Linked DNA regions of Homo sapiens: region 1 is linked to region 2. The links are chromatin loops, found by intact Hi-C in ENCODE. Cell type or tissue: mammary epithelial cell. All regions are shown on one strand.

Region 1 (8,000 bases), 160 kb before region 2:
GAGCTAGTAAAAAATAAAACAAGATGGTAAGACCAATTTTACAGTAAATGAGCTTGTTCTGTTATAATTCATCTCTTTCTACTAAACATAGCAAAAATAAGACCTGGATAATTTTAAATATTATCTTTTAGGTACTTGCTCATTGGGTTTTTATCCCATTAAGAAAAGACAGTTCAGGGGATGGCCTAATTTCTACACTAATACAGTCAGCTTCCTACCCTAAGTATGTCCATAGCTCAGACACACTAATCCTTAGACACTAAAATATACCTACTCTCCAAAGAACATGTATTGTTGTGTAATATATTATTCTTATCAAATATATTTTTATTCCACAAATACTTATTGAGGACTAACAGTGTACTAAATAACACACTAAGCAGGGGGATCTAATGTTATAAAAGAATAAAAGCACTGAAGGAGAAAGGGAGAAGGGGAGGGAGGAATGGAACTCTTGACAGTGTCACTATTACTGAAGATTAAAATAACATAAAACCCAAAAAACATTCATTAGATTTAACATCTTGTACATTATAAGCAACTTTTGAAAAGCAGTTTCTGCAGGGCAGAGGACAAAATGTGGTGGGTTCGTATTTTCACATCAAGAGAAGGAAGTGGACACAGCAGATTCTTTGAGTTTTTTGTTTGTTTGCTTGTCTGTTTGTTTAAGTTCTGTCACCCAGGCTGGAGTGCAGTGGCACAGTCATAGCTCACTGCAGCCTCAAACTCCTGAGCTCAAGTGATTCTCCTGCCTCAGCCTCCTGAGTAGCAAGAACTACAGGCATGTGCCACCACACCAGGGTACACAGCAGGCTCTGAGTAGATTTCCGGGAACTCAATGTGAAGCAAAGGAAAAATGCAGGGCAGTGACTTGGAAGAGGAATAAAAGCAGAGAAAGAAGCTTTTTTACAGATGTGAAATAATTGATCTTATATGCTGAGAGGAAGAAAACAACTACTAGAGAGGAAAATGCAGAAAATACAGGAGAATGAGGAGATAAATGAGGCAGCCTGGGATGGGACTGTGAAGATAGGGGTTGAGGATGGGTTTCAACAACAACCAGAGTAATAGCAATAATGATAATTAATAAGCATTGATCTCTATGTGCTATACCTGCCTAAGGATTATATATGTTATTTAACCTCCCCCATAACATTGTTAGATGTATATAATTATTATCCCATATTTTAATGGTAGCTTAGGAAAGTGAGACACAAAGAGGAGTAGTGTAGATGCCAGGCAAGTTTTTAGGTGGAGAAAGAAGTTGAGATGTTTGCTTTGGTGGGCCTCACTTTGGTCTGTAAGGCAGAAGGTGAGTAAATCTGCTGAGAATGAGGAGGAAGCTGATACAGCTTGTGAATTGTGAAGGCTGGAAATGGTTGTGAAGGAAACTGGAAATCATATGAGACTTCCTTAGTAGGTCTGAAGAAATTAGGTTCAAGATCATGGATTTTCATAATTCCAATCAACTTAATTGTACAATTTGCTCTAGGAGCAGAGGAGGAGCTCCCAGGAGCAGAGGAGGTAGACACAGTGTTGACACCAGGATCACAGTCTTTCTCTGTAGCTCCAAGAGCTTCTAGCATCTTGAGGACATCAGTGTCCACATGATGGCCATAAAGTATCCCATTGTTAAAGTTCCTTGACCCTCTCCATTCCAATGACCTTCCTTCTCACTCCATTTCATCCGCTCATTTCAAGGACATTTCATGGACTTGTTATAAACCTTATTTGTGCAATATACGTTCGGAGACCTCATTAAAACTAGCAGTACTTAAGTCCTCCATCTTTTCCCAAGCTATGAGATTCTTCCTATCCGGCCCAGATCCATACTTTCATCATTTTAATTATTTATTTGTAACTTTCTTTTCTTTTCTTTTCTTTCTCTTTCTTTCTCTTTCTTTCTTTTCTTTCTTTCTCTTTCTTTCTTTCCTTTCTTTCTTTTTCTCTTTCTTTCTTTCTTTCTTTCTTTCTTTTATTCTTTCTCACTCTTCTATCTATCTATCTATCTATCATCTATCATCTATCAGTCTATCTGTTTAGAGACAGAGCCTTGCTTTGTCACCCAGGCTGGAGCACAGTTGGACAATTATAGTTCACTGTAGTCTCGAAACCTCCTGCTTTGGCTTCCTGAGTAGCTAGGACTGACTACAGGCATGGCATGTGCCACCATGCCCAGATAATTTTTTTTGGAGGGATGGGGACTTGCTATGTTGCCCAGGCTGATTTTGAACTCCTGGCCTCAAGCAATCCTCCCACTTTAGCCTCCCAAAGTGCTGGGATTACAGGTGTGAGCCACTGCACTCGGCCTTAATCATTTATTGATACTGTCCAAACTACTGCCTCCCTATTTGTATGTCCTTGCACATGCTCCTCTCTTTGTCTAGTACATAGTTTTCTGCTTTCTTTGTCCGGAAAAAGCTGTCCTATATGTCATATGTAGCATATGTCTTATTCGTTCTCTAGGAAACCTTCCTTGGCTCCTCTCATCCCTAAGGATTTTTTAGTTATGTATCTCCCATAGGCTTCCTCCTGGAGCACTCTGCATGACTCCTCCAGTTTATTTTCTGGTCTCCCATACAGTTAAATCACGAGGCTCTTGAAGCCAGAGATTCTGTTTTTGTTTAATGTCTATGTGCATATAATTTACCATAGTGACTTAAATAGAGCAATTGCTTAATAAACCCTTGAAAGATATAATCAATTTCTTTTTAATATTAATTCAATACTACATAAATGTTCTTCCACTCATCATTTCCCAAGAACATGAAAATAAAATTCTGAATACAGACACACATTCACTGTCTAAGAATTTAATGAGGTTAGACTGATATATACTAATTTTCAGTAATATACACAAGCATTCAGAAGTCTTGATGCTATGTTTATCCTTTTATTATTTCTTAGACACTGATGCATCACATGCTATTCCTAAGAAAGTATCTCAATATTAACATGAGTGATATTAGCACTGAGGGGCTGACAAAGTTACTATACTTTAAGGAAAATATTTTTTAAAAGGGAATACATTTTGTATTTCAAAGCTTTGTGCTATTTTTACAACCACAGAGAAATTAAATGAGATCTGATAGGGCCTAGCTTTATTACTTGTATTACGCTTCATTACTTGCATCTTGGAGTAGCTCAAATCTGTCCTCACTGGAGATAGAATATTATTTTTATTTTGATATGTAAAAATAGTGATAAACAGTTTATCTTTAAAAGTTTGAAGAGTTATATATGTTTTTAAAACACTGGAGAGTTATGTAGAATTTCTAAGACAAAAGTAACAGAATAGGAGGAATGATCTTGTGTAAAAGTGTTGAGAAGGTTATGATGCATCATCCAAATATGGAAGTTTATGATGAAGCCACCCAATATTCCTCTGCTTCCCTCCATGACAGCTCATAAGATGGAGCACCTCTTGTTATTTCAAGCCAAGGGCCTTGTCTAACACTCTCCTCCAACGCTTAGCTCATGGCTTGCCTCCTTCAGGAAGACTTACTGGACACTTTGGTTAATTTAAATTCCCCTTTTCTGTGATCTCGCGGGACCCAGACATTACTTTATCTATCCAAGCACCCAGAGCTCTGTATTTTGATTTTAGTGTATTTATTGGTTTCCCTCCTAGACCATAAGCTTCTTTAGGTCATGGATCATGTCTTATCTGATTGTTCATCCCCTCTCTTTCTTAACAGAGAGCTTGGCACAGAGTAACTGCTGAATAAATATTGATGGTTGAATGGATGGATACATGGATGCATGAGATGAATAAGTACAAAATACTAGATCTTTGCCTCTTTCCCTGCTTGTAATGCAGACAGGGTATATGTTGGAGCTAGAGAGTGGAATATGGGAGATTTGTGGTTAAGAGTGTCTCTCTTTTCTCTTACCACCAGTTGTTTTTCATGAGATTTATACTTCCCATATATAGTAAACTTCCTAAAGCAATTAGCTCTACTGTTCAATTCCATCCTGCAAAGATCACATATCCATCAGTCTATGCACAGAGCTCACAGAGAGATAACCGTTTTGACACAAAAAAATCCAATTCTAATGTCACTGAGCTGCCTGCAGATGTCACTCAGAGATAAAGCCCGTGTCTCTGTACCTGTCTTTCTTCATTCTGGGCCACTGTCTCTTTAGGTAAATAAAGAGGAAGAGATGAGGATTCTGTTGCCTGTTATGTGCCAGGCCTTATTCTAAGTGTTTTACTTTGTGTCATCTCATCTCGCCTTCACACAGTACTGCAATACAGGTACAATTTGTAGATAAGAAAACTGGGGGCTAGCTACATTCATTAGAAGCAATGGGACCCATTGAAAAGTGCACCAGCTTTAGATTTAAGCATTGACCTAACCATGTGCCAAGATATTACCTTAGACAAGCCATTTACCTTTCCTAACATTCAGTTTTTTAGTCTGTAAATGTCAATAATAAATGCTTTCTTTAGAGAGTGGTCATAAGAGTTAAAGCAACTAGCACAGTGTTAGGCACATAGTGTTAAACAGATCTACTTTATTATACAAATAGTCTAATATCATTCTAGTCAATAGTAAAATTAACTCCAGTTTCGGAAGCCCATGTCCCCAGCCTGCCACAACTTCATCTTGAGACAGGAATACTGGGTGGTCACAGAAGCGAGAAAATGTCAAGCAGCAATTTCATATGGCAGCAAGAAAGGAGCTGTTAAAATTAGCTACAGGCTGGGTGCGTTGGGCCTGTAATCCCAGCACTTTGAGAGACCAAGGTGGGCATTTCACGAGGTCAAGAGATCAAGACCATCCTGGCCAACATGGTGAAACCTTGTCTCTACTAAAAATACAAAAAAATTAGCTGGTCATGATGGTGTGCACCCATAATCCCAGCTACTTGGGAGGCTGAGGCTTGAGAATTGCTGGAGCCGGGAGGCAGAGGTTGCAGTAAGCCGAGATCACGCCACTGCACTCCAGCCTGGTGACACAGCAAGAGTCCATCTAAAAAAAAAAAAAAAAAAAAAATTAGCTTCAATGACAAGGATGAGCCTAGGCTGATAAGACCCTAACAGAAAGGATATGGGATAACCTGGTTGAAACTGGCTAAGTCCAACATGGTGGTGGATTTGACCCATGCCCTATCCAGACCTAATTATATGCTCATTACCATACTAAATTACACACCCACCAGCACCACAACAGATCCGAGCAAGCCCATAAAAATAGGTGCCACCCCAATTCTAAGAAATCACCACCTTTTTTTCCTAGAAAACCTCATGATTATTCCACCCCCTAATTGAGAGGAGCACATTAGAATAGAAAATTCCTTTGTGTGTGACTTGTTCTCATGAGCATGCCTGCACTTCTCTCTTACGTGTGTACTTTCTCTTCACAATACAAGCTTCTTGTCTTTCGCATCATTCTGACTCATTCCCAAATCCTTTCTTGTGATGGTGTCAAGAACCTGGATACTGGCTGGGGCTAGGGTTTCACTAGCATCTGGGGACCTTCCTGAGCCCTCCAACAATAAGCTGACCTCATCAACCACACCATGACCAATACTGAACACATTTCCCATTGGGGCCACTTGTTATAAGGGAAAGCAGAGAGAATTTAGAATCTGAGGACATGTGAGTGTCATCTCTGGCACTTAACCTGGTCTTGGGCAGGTGATTAAAGTTCTGTAAGTTTCTGTTTTCTCATCTGTAAGATGGTGATAATACAATGATACAATGAGATAATTTATGAAACACATTTGTAATAATATGTTAGTGTCCTCCAAAGATTACTATTACTAGTATCACTACTTCTATATTTAGTACTTATTCTTCTACAATCATGCTGAGTTTTCTACACATTATCTCATTTAAACCTCACAAAATGCTTGATGTACTGACATTTGTCATACAGTAATTACAGCTGGAGAAATTAAAGCTTAGGGAGTTTAAGTCACTTTCTCAAGGTAAAAAAGCCATTAAGTGGCTGAGTTGGGATTTCAACATATGTCTTCATACTCCATGACCTAAAAATGCTACTGTATGGCCTGTAACGTGGCACAGAAAGTCCCTATTCAAACTAGTTTACCATGTGATATGATGGCAGCAGTTAATTGTATCATGTAACTGAATGTTTAATACCTGTAAGAAGGCATTTGAAAATTTTCTCTATGATTCATTCTCAAATTACTTCCTTCTGAATTAGTAGGAGCTGTGGGTAGTTCTGCACATCTTGCCATTACTCATCCTGGAAGATCTATTGCTAAGACAGAAGGAGAGGAAATGTTACATACATTTCCAGAGTACTGAGGGCTCAGGCATTGATGAAGATGAGCCAGTCAGATGGGAGTGGGTCCCTGGCAAACTCCTACTGGCCTGCGCGCTGGGAGGAATGCTCACTGAGGTGGATCCTTGGGAAGTTTGCCCCGTCTGCAGCTGGGAGGAGCCTGGCCCCTCCTCTTACGGTGTGTGGAACCTGGAATTCAAACTGCTGGAGGGAAGCACTCTAACGGGACCCTGGCCTTGTGGAGAGTCTCTGTTTCCCCCTTTTCTTCCTTTTCACCCAATAAAACCCTGCTTTACTCACCCTTCAAACTGTCTATGAGCCTAAATTTTCATGGCCATGCGATGGACAAGGACCCTGTCTTCAGCTGAACTAAGGAAAAATCCTGCAACAAAGGCAGTGCCAGGTACTGAAGAGAGCTCCTGGTTTGATTCACACACTAGAAACCAGCTTTGCCATCTTGCAGCTTTAGCAGGAAAGCATTCTATACCTCATTTCCCTCATTCATAAAATGGGAACAATTATACTTCAATTACTTCGTTAACCTGAAAGCACAAAAGGTGATTCAAAAGCCAAAGATTTCCAAGAAGATAACTAGAAAGGCAGGGCAAGTCTGCAAGCCTTTGCCAGACAGATAGCGTTAAAAAAAATCACCCCTCAGTGTGAGACACTTTATGATCCAAATATCCAAGTTGAACTGGGATTTGTTTCATGAGAAGCAGTGGAGCCAATATGAAGGGGAAAACACAATCGCAAATATGTTGTAATCTGAAGAATGTGATTAAAGAGCAATATTTGTTACTCAAAAGCCCCCACAAAGTGTGGCGTACTTGTGAAATACCCATAAATGAGTACCCTCTGTCGGGATGAGACACTATAGGACAAGTTTTAGCTTCATCAGCATGTCAGTGCTTATGAGCCCAAGTAAGTTTCATTGCATGATGGAGCTGCTGCCTTGCAGAGTGCAGGGCAGGGAAAAAGCTTTCTGAGAAAGAGACTTCAGTCCCCTTGCTGTAAGTCAAGGTTCGCAAAGGAACATCTCAAATCACTCCTAGGTCTGCCTACAGGGAGAGGTGAGTGGACATTAAGGCTTTCAGATATTTCTGGGCTGTGAGGCAGGCACTTTTCATGGTTTCTCAACAGCTTCCCATGTTGCTTACCACAGGAGAAGAATGTGCTTGTTCTACGTCTTTTATTGCTGTGACAGTTGTTTTTTCCACGGCTAACACCAGTTCTTTTGTGCATTTTAGTAAGCATGAGCCTGGTTCCCAGGATCTGACCACCTTGAGGCATTGACCCAATTATGTCTCTGAGCCTTCACAGAAAAGGGCTACATCCAGTCGCATTTTCTCAGAAGGTGCTGCTTCCCCATGCATATAGGCACACTCTCACACTCAGAGCATGCCCATTTTAGATGAAAGAAATAAACGTAGTTAGAGACCTGCTTGCCTGCCATGGAAGGGAATCTTGGACACTAAGATCGGCATGTGATTTCCTATAAAATTACAAGAGAATGTGCTCTTCCAAAAAGAAATGTAGTCTTTTTTTTTTTTTTTTTTTTGCCTGAGGCAGGTCATGGAAAGTGACTGATACCAACATTTGCCATCATCCCTTTTTTGTGACCTTGCTCCCACTTCCTGATTCCTCAGATCTGTGTGAACCAGACTGAAGCTCAGTAGTGCAATAAAACTTTATGCCATAAAATTCAAAATTCATCTGAATATTTTAGTCCAAGTTAGTCATTTT
Region 2 (8,000 bases):
GAAAGAAAGAATGCGTGAATGTACAGAAGGAAAGGTGTACAGACAGAAAGATAAAGGGGAAAATGTTACTGAAAGAATATGAAATAGCTTACCTCCAAAAGGTATTCAACTCAAAACGTTTTATTTTTATTTCATTTTAGTTTTTGAGACAGGGTCTCTATCACCCAGGCTGGAGTGCACTGGTGCCATCATGGCTTGCTGCAGCCTGGACCTCCCAGGCTCAGGTGATCCTCCCACCTCAACCTCCCAAATAGCTGGGAGTGCAGGTGAGCACCACCACGCCTGGCTAATTTTTAGTATTTTCTGTAGAGATGGGGTTTCGCCATGTTGCCCAGGCTAGTGTTGAACTCAAACTCCTGGACTCAAGTGATCCACCTACCTCAGCCTCCCAAAGTGCTGGGATTACAGGCATCAGCCACCGTGCCTGGCCCAAACAATTTTATAATTTGCTAGGACATTTTAGTAAATTCTTTTGTTTGTGTGAAGTAAATTATCTGCACATATCACATAAGAAAACTGGAGTAAGGTGAAATGATTTAATTTCTCAAAGCCTTCCCTAGTTAGTGGATATATTCAGAAAAGAATTCAGTCATTCCTGGTGACATATTGTGTGGTCCCAATCATTTTTAACATGTGTACCAAGCACTATATAATTAAGTCTATCTTACCAGTTTAACTTCACTCTATGTATTTTAAATATTGAAATGCTTAAAGGAAAAAGAAAGGGGTGACATTTCAGCTAGTAATGTTATTGTTGTGTTATAATTGACAATATGGCCCATTATGTTTTCTTACGGATAAGAGGTTATGAATTATTAGTCTCAAGAATAACAGTGTCCCTCTCCAAAACCTAAATATTCATAGCAACCCTTGGGGTTGACATATACAGGCAACTGACTTCTTTTTTATATTTATTTTCATTGTTATAAAATATATATAGCATAAAATTTACCATTTTAACCATTTTTAAGCATATAGTTCAGGAGCATTAAGTGCATTCACAATGCAGACTTCTGATTCTTAATTGAATATTCCAAGGAGATGGTTATGGCTCTTTTCCTTTCCACCTAACTCCCATTTATGATCTACAAAATGTGTGATATGACAAAATTGTTTTACAGTTTTGCAAAGGGCATTTCAATTAAATATCACACACATACACAGTCCACCCTCCATGTCCATATGTTCTGCATTCACAGATTCAACCAACTACAGGTCAAAAATATTAAATAAAAACATCAAAAATAATATGATCATAAGAATAATACAAATTTAAAAAACAGTAGAGTATAACAATATTTATCAGTTACATAAAATTATATCGAGCATTGTAAGTACTAGAGATGATTTAAGTTATACCAGTGGCTATGAGTAAGTAAGTTATATGGAAATAGTACACCATTTTTTATAAGGGGTCTGGGCATCAGTGGATTTTGGTGTGCTCAGAAGGAGGGTCTTGGAACCAATCCCCCATGGATACCAAGGGGTACATGTACTGACTTCATATAATATACAGTTGACTACGTATAACATATATAATGGATTAATATGAAGATATAAAATTCACCATGTTTGATCAATATTTTATATTCACTGCTTTTCCTTCCTTATCAAAACTGCACTTTGGAAATTGATAGAGTAACAGTATTGAACTAAGTACTCAGAAGATTGAGATCTTATAATAAGTGTACATCTCTGCCCCTTCAGCAATTCATTTAACTTCTCTGAACCTTAGTTTCCTCATCTATAAAACAGAAATAATCAAGTTGTACAACCCATCACACAAGCATATTGGAAAGATTAAATTGGTACTTTGAAAATCGTAAACACTACGCAAATGTAATATACTCATATTATAAAGAAATGGCTCTTGTTGTTATTTGGTTTTAAAAATCTCAATAAATTTTTTGCAAAGATAGGTCAGTGTAATTGGCTCTTATATTTTTCCAGTAAGAAAATACTCATCCTGAAAGCATGAAGGATGTATAATAAGTCACTGGACAGATAAGAGAAAAATTAAAATAAAATCAAAATGCCTTTTCTTTATGATAGAAAATATGGTATCTATCAAATGAAATAATTTTATTTTCCCTGTAGCTTCTCTAAAAATGTGGAAAATTAAAATTTAACCATCAGCAAAATGTATATTATATATTGTAAATGAGAGTTACACTTTTCAATAACACATATTTTAATCATAGCTTAAAACAAACTGTTTAGTATTTTAGAAATACTAAACCTGTGATGTCTGACCTCAGTTGTGAAGTCTGGAATAAAATGTTGATTCCACTGTCAGTTTAACAATCTAGAGAGCCTTTTGTGTAAGTGTGTCTTCTGGCAGCTACAGAGATGTGCCGTTCCCTGTTGGGCTGACTGACTTTCCCAGACAATCGTCTTACCTCTCCCCCTTTCACAGGTGAGCAGAGCCTCACAGTGGAGAGGATTTCTCCGCCTTCTCCCGTTCCACTTCCCTTTATCTCTCATAGGTATAATCCTGGGTACATCTCATACTTCCAACTCAGTCTTGGCATTTGATTCTTGGAGGCTTAAATCAACACAAGTATCTCTTTTCCCCTGCCATATGAGCTTGTGGTGAACAAAACTTGAGACACATTTCACATGGCTTGGTTTTACGACATACATTAAACTGTATTCCTGAGAAGATTTTTTAAGGCAATCATTTATATTTCAAATAATTTTTGCCCATTGCTAATGAGATGGTTTGGCCCTAGTGTATGCATACTAAGAAAAACTCTCATGGTTCATTCTTTCCTACCCAACTCATATGGCTTATGCTTAATCTTTTTCATAACATCTATATCTAAGATGGTAAGTGAATTTCTGATTCACTCAGGTCTTCTCTCTCTGACCTCTTGAATTTTAAAGTATTTAGTTAGCTGCACAAACACTGCCTTCACATCTGCTCCAGGTGCACCATAGATGTCAGTAGGATGAACCATATATAAAAATACATTTTGAAACAAGGTAAGCATACTTATTCATTATCTCTGACCGTATCCTTTAACTCTAAAGGTCACTGACTGGTGGTTGCTAGCATTAGCTTTTCAGATAATAAGCAGACCTATTCATTATCTTCAGTCATATCCTTTAACTCTAAAGGTCACTGAGTTTGGTGGTTGCTAGCATTAGCTGTTCAGATGTACAGTCTGAAAGGATAGCATAAATTAAAAGTTGATCTCTTCCATAGTCTATTACATGTGTAAACCTCAAAATGCCAGATAACTTCTTGAATAACTGCCCTGTTCCACCTTCTGAACAGATCACATTCCAGTTGTCGTCTTAGGGCAGGTTTTTAAACCATGTAGGGTAGAGCTTAGGAGGTTATAATGCTCATCTGAATGCGTGAATCACTGACTATTTCATTCCCTGAAGGACTTAGTCATGGACTTGGGCACATCAGTAAAAAGTAATATTTGGCAAAATATCTCTAGGATGAATTGACTACAGACAGTCCCAGACTTACCGGAGTTCAACTTCATGATTTTTCACCTTTATGATGGTGTGAAAGCAATATGTGTTCAGTAGAAACTGTACTTCAAAGTTTGAATGTTGATTCAAATTTTGTATAATAACTTTAATATAAAATAGGTTTTGTGCTAGATGCTTTTGCCCAACTGTAAGCTAAGGAAAGTGTTCTGAGTATGGTTAAGGTCAGCTAGGCTAAGTTATGATGTTCAGTAGTTAGGTGTATTAAGTGCATTTTCAACTTACTTACAATGGATTTATCATGACGTAACCCCATCATAAGTAAAGGGGTATGTGTAGATTAAAGTTAACCATGAAATAGACCTAAAGCCACATAGTAGATATTTATCTTTCTGTAAAATAATAGCTCTTGACAATTATAGAATGTCCAGTGTATTTCAAACTATATATTCTCTATACCCCATCTCTTTAATTCTTGCAATAGCTCTGGAAGGTAGGTAATATTATTTTCCCTATTCTGTATCTGAGGATCCCAAGGATATAGAGGTGAAATGATTTGCCTCAAGTCCCATTTCAAACAAGTGACAGAGCCTGAATTTGAACCAACATCCACTTGATTCAGAGCAATATGTTTATAAGCACTGTATAACACAGCTTCATTTCATATCTGCATTCACTGCTGACTGAATATATTGTCCATACCTTTTCAGTTCATTGCTCTGTTCCCAGCTGCAGGACATTTACTGCTTGTGGGAAATAGGTGACTCCATGAACTGTTCCTGTATCCAGCAATATAAGAAACTTTAAAGACTTAAAATTACTTGTTCTTTTTAACGAATTAGAAACAAGTTATTAGTATTGCTCACTCTAATCCTAAAATGAACCTACAAGATGAGAAATGTTAATATCAAACTAATTATTAGGAAATGAAAAAGAAAATGAATAAAGAATGCATAAAATGTGGTAGAAGGTATTAACAAAGGGGGCAGGCAGTGGTTCATTCAGAATTGGAGAGAGTGTTTATTTCCATATTAGGAACAAAGCTTGCATCCAGTCCTTCTTGCTTGTAGTCAACAAGCTTCCCACTTCCAACCTCTATGACAGTATACATGTTGGCACCATCTATAAATACCCAAATCCCTAAGCTTTAAATACTATTCAATTTTCAAATTGAATTTTCTTTTATGTACAAACGTGTTGCAGACTTGGATTTCCAGACATTAAATAATTGTACATGGAAACAATTATATATTAGGATTTTCTGCCACCAAGTGGTAATAATACTTCCTTGCACCATTGGATAGGTTTACTCTTCTCTGTATCATTAAGTTTTTTATGAAATATTTACTGAATTTCTATGATGTATTAGAAACTGACTAGAATTTTTTTCTGAAAATAAAATATGTTATATATGCATCCAAAACTTGGTATTTAATACTTAGAAAAAAACTAGACCCATAAAAATGCTTCATGTGAGTTTATATTTAGTTTTATGCCATTTAACTATACCAGTGATTCTCACCCAGGGGTGATTGTGCCCTCCACTCCTAATCTGGTGCCTTTGATAATACCTACAGATATGTTTGGTTGGCACAATAGGGGGTGGTGGGAGCTGTGACTGGCATCTAGTCTGTAGATTAGAGGCCAGGGGTGCTGCTAAGCATTCCATAATGCACAGGAGACCACCTACACCAAAGAATTATCTAGCCCAAAATGTCAATGGTGAGTTAATGAATAGATGGTAAATAAATCAGAGACATGATGGTTATGAGCCTGCCCTTACCTGCATGCTTTATCATAATGGGCTTAGTGGGAGCTTCACACTGGTCTTCACCTTTTATGATGTTCTTAAGGCATAAATCATAGTTTCAAAGCCAGGGTTCCCATTATATTATTTAAGATGTTATGTGGAAGTTTTTATGCATTTCACAAATTCATAAATTAGTGGGGCTTGAATGATAGAAACTAGGTAGACCACTTCCTTCATTGTCAGACAAGGTTATAGAAAGTTGAAGCATCTTGCCTCTGTTCCATGGCTAGCTTGTGGCAAAGCCAGATGGTATTTATCCTTGAGGTTCCCTTCAAGTGCTCGTTTTGGGAACCTAAACTGCCTCTCTTTGGTTAATTTGATGAATTATGTAATTTATCAGAGTGGTTTTAAAATTCAGTATAAGTAAAATTATATGGACACTAAAATTTTTAGAGTGAGTAAAAGAAAAAGGAAATAATAGATACATGAAAAATGATGCTATTTTCAAATTTATATATTGTTTATTATTAATCTTATCAATCTTGCCATATTTTTCATAATTGAGCTGTTACCATAACTCAGCTATACCATAATTGCTTATGTTCATTTATACACAGAGCCTAGCACAGCACCTTACATTTTGAGGACCCTCAATATATACTTGAATATATAGATGAATGTCTGAGTAGCTGTTTTAATTCAGTATGTGGCTATTTAAAGTATCAAAGCAAAGCACTGAAGTGAATGCAAGGATTTTAATTCAGAAAATGCATTAAAGAGGTTTTAAATCATCCTCTTAGCATGTTAATAAGGTATGCTTTATTGCAGATTGCTTTAATTTTTTGTTATTTGCCTATTTGGGTTAATGTATTTTAATTTGAAAAGTGCTGCCCAAATGGGATAGTATACAGTACCTAAAATTCAAACATTAATTAGAGCTTTTTTTGAAACTGAATTCTGCTCCACCACAGTCTTACCCTGGTGTTTCTGCAGGATCCACATCAGACCCTGCTTCAGGTGTGGATGTCTTAGTTAATCAGGTGGCACTGTTGATCCCCCATCAATGGACTTCTGAGATCACCACCATTATTTCCTCAATTTGTTTGACTCTTTCTCTACCATGCATTCATCTGTGAGAAGGTTAACGCGTGATTCTCATGACAACGTGATTGGCAGCCACAAAGTCTAAGAGACTCCTCAGACAACCTCTAACAAACAGCCATTAACAAACTGAACACACCTAAAATGTCACTGATTTGTCTTGGAAGACAGAATACTAAGCAAGATAAATGGCACTATACATATAGATAATTTGTGTATGTAAGACTATTAGTTCATTAGATAACTAATCTCACTACTTTATTTAAAAGAAAATGTAAGTAGGAATCCATTTCTAAATCTTTTCAAATTACAGGTTGGGCACAATAAACAACCAAGTATAAGGAGCTCAGAAGATTTCCATCTAAATAGTTTCAATAATCCTCCAAGACAATATCAGGTAAGCATGGATTTTTAAAGGAATAAAACTAGTTACTTGTAATATTTAGGTTCTTGAACTATGTGATTCTTTAAAGTATCAGGATATTTTTCTCAATATCAAATAATGCATTAATTCAATAAATATTTATTAATTACCATGTACCAGGCATTTTGTAAGTGACAGAGATATATAAGTTAAAAAAAATAAAGTATTGGAATCACAGATCTGAAAGTCTCCATTAAAAAAGAGAGTGTTCATTGAAAAGGCAAACCTTACAAAAAACATAAAGACGACAGTAAAATTCATGTCAGATTCCACCAGTGAGAAACAAAGTCTGCTTGCTTTTGGTGAAAATTCTGCCAGATGATTATATGCCTATATGTGCATAATTTTACATATATTTTAATATTATTATAAAATGCATATATAATACTATATAAATCAGCTAATACTTATATAATGAGTAATAGTTTTTAGCTTGTGATTTTCTCTCCACAAAATATATATTCCTATTAATTTCAGTGAATGTATCATATTCCTTCATACAAATATATAATTTACTAAAAATAATTCCTTACTGATGAACATTTAAAGTTTCATTTTTGTCTATTATATAACTAGTTCTATGAACATACTTGTTAATGTACTAAATCATATCTTTAGAATAGATTCTTGAAGGTAGAGTTTTACTATCTACCATTTAACCTTGGCTTAGGTGTAAAATTTTATTTAGTTCTATATCCATCAAGACTTTCTGAGCACCCACTAAGACTCCTTCTTTTTATGAAAAATATATAATAAAAGCAATGTTTGCATGATAGAAGCCCAGGTACTTGAAAAATATATTACATTGAAACTAGCATTCCTAAATTAATAGAAAGTTTAAAATAAAAATTGGTTCCATTTTTTGGTGGGTCAGACGTGGGGCTTAAATGAGCAGACATTAGCTTAATTTCCCATTTCCACGAGCAGTAGTGTACATCTTTTACCTACCCCACTGAAAGACTGTCTTACTCTAATACTTTTCAAATAAAATACAAGCAATGGACATAAAGGATTTCATACTTGCTCTAAACATTCTTTTCTAAGAACTCACTTTTGAGTCATTAGCCTAGGTGATGTGAAAACTGCTTTAAAAAGGAAAGCAAAATGTAGAGATCGCCTGCATCCTGGCTGAATCATCTTAGTCCTTGACAGCCATCACTTCCAAAGGGCTCACTACAGGGAGGAAGACTCTGAAACTTGTTCCAAATGAGAGATTTGTCATGAACCTGAAACTGACATAGATTTCTCCTTTCTCTGTTTTCTAGAAAATAATGAAAA

Evidence for each region. Peaks named below come from ENCODE experiments on the same cell type or tissue, not always from the same donor. Only the 100,000 strongest peaks of a DNase experiment are listed, where the experiment ranks them.
Region 1: it touches region 2 in a loop (16-fold over the local background); 3 of 110 quality-filtered maps call a loop at or near these places.

What each region holds. Positions count from the first base shown.
Region 1 is chr11:101,616,310-101,624,309 of GRCh38, reverse strand. No RefSeq gene overlaps it. Among named protein-coding and RNA genes, the nearest start is that of TRPC6, 36 kb to the right of the region's middle. In mammary epithelial cell, no CTCF peak of the experiment used is centred here; DNase peaks (open chromatin) are centred at 5,419 and 6,159; H3K27ac peaks cover 1,522 bases.
Region 2 is chr11:101,453,713-101,461,712 of GRCh38, reverse strand. It overlaps TRPC6 (transient receptor potential cation channel subfamily C member 6), which reads left to right. Exons shown (of 13, transcript NM_004621.6): 11 at 6,612-6,695; 12 at 7,988-8,000. Among named protein-coding and RNA genes, the nearest start is that of MIR3920, 62 kb to the left of the region's middle. In mammary epithelial cell, a CTCF peak has its summit at 4,735 (motif pointing left); no DNase peak of the experiment used is centred here; H3K27me3 peaks cover 120 bases.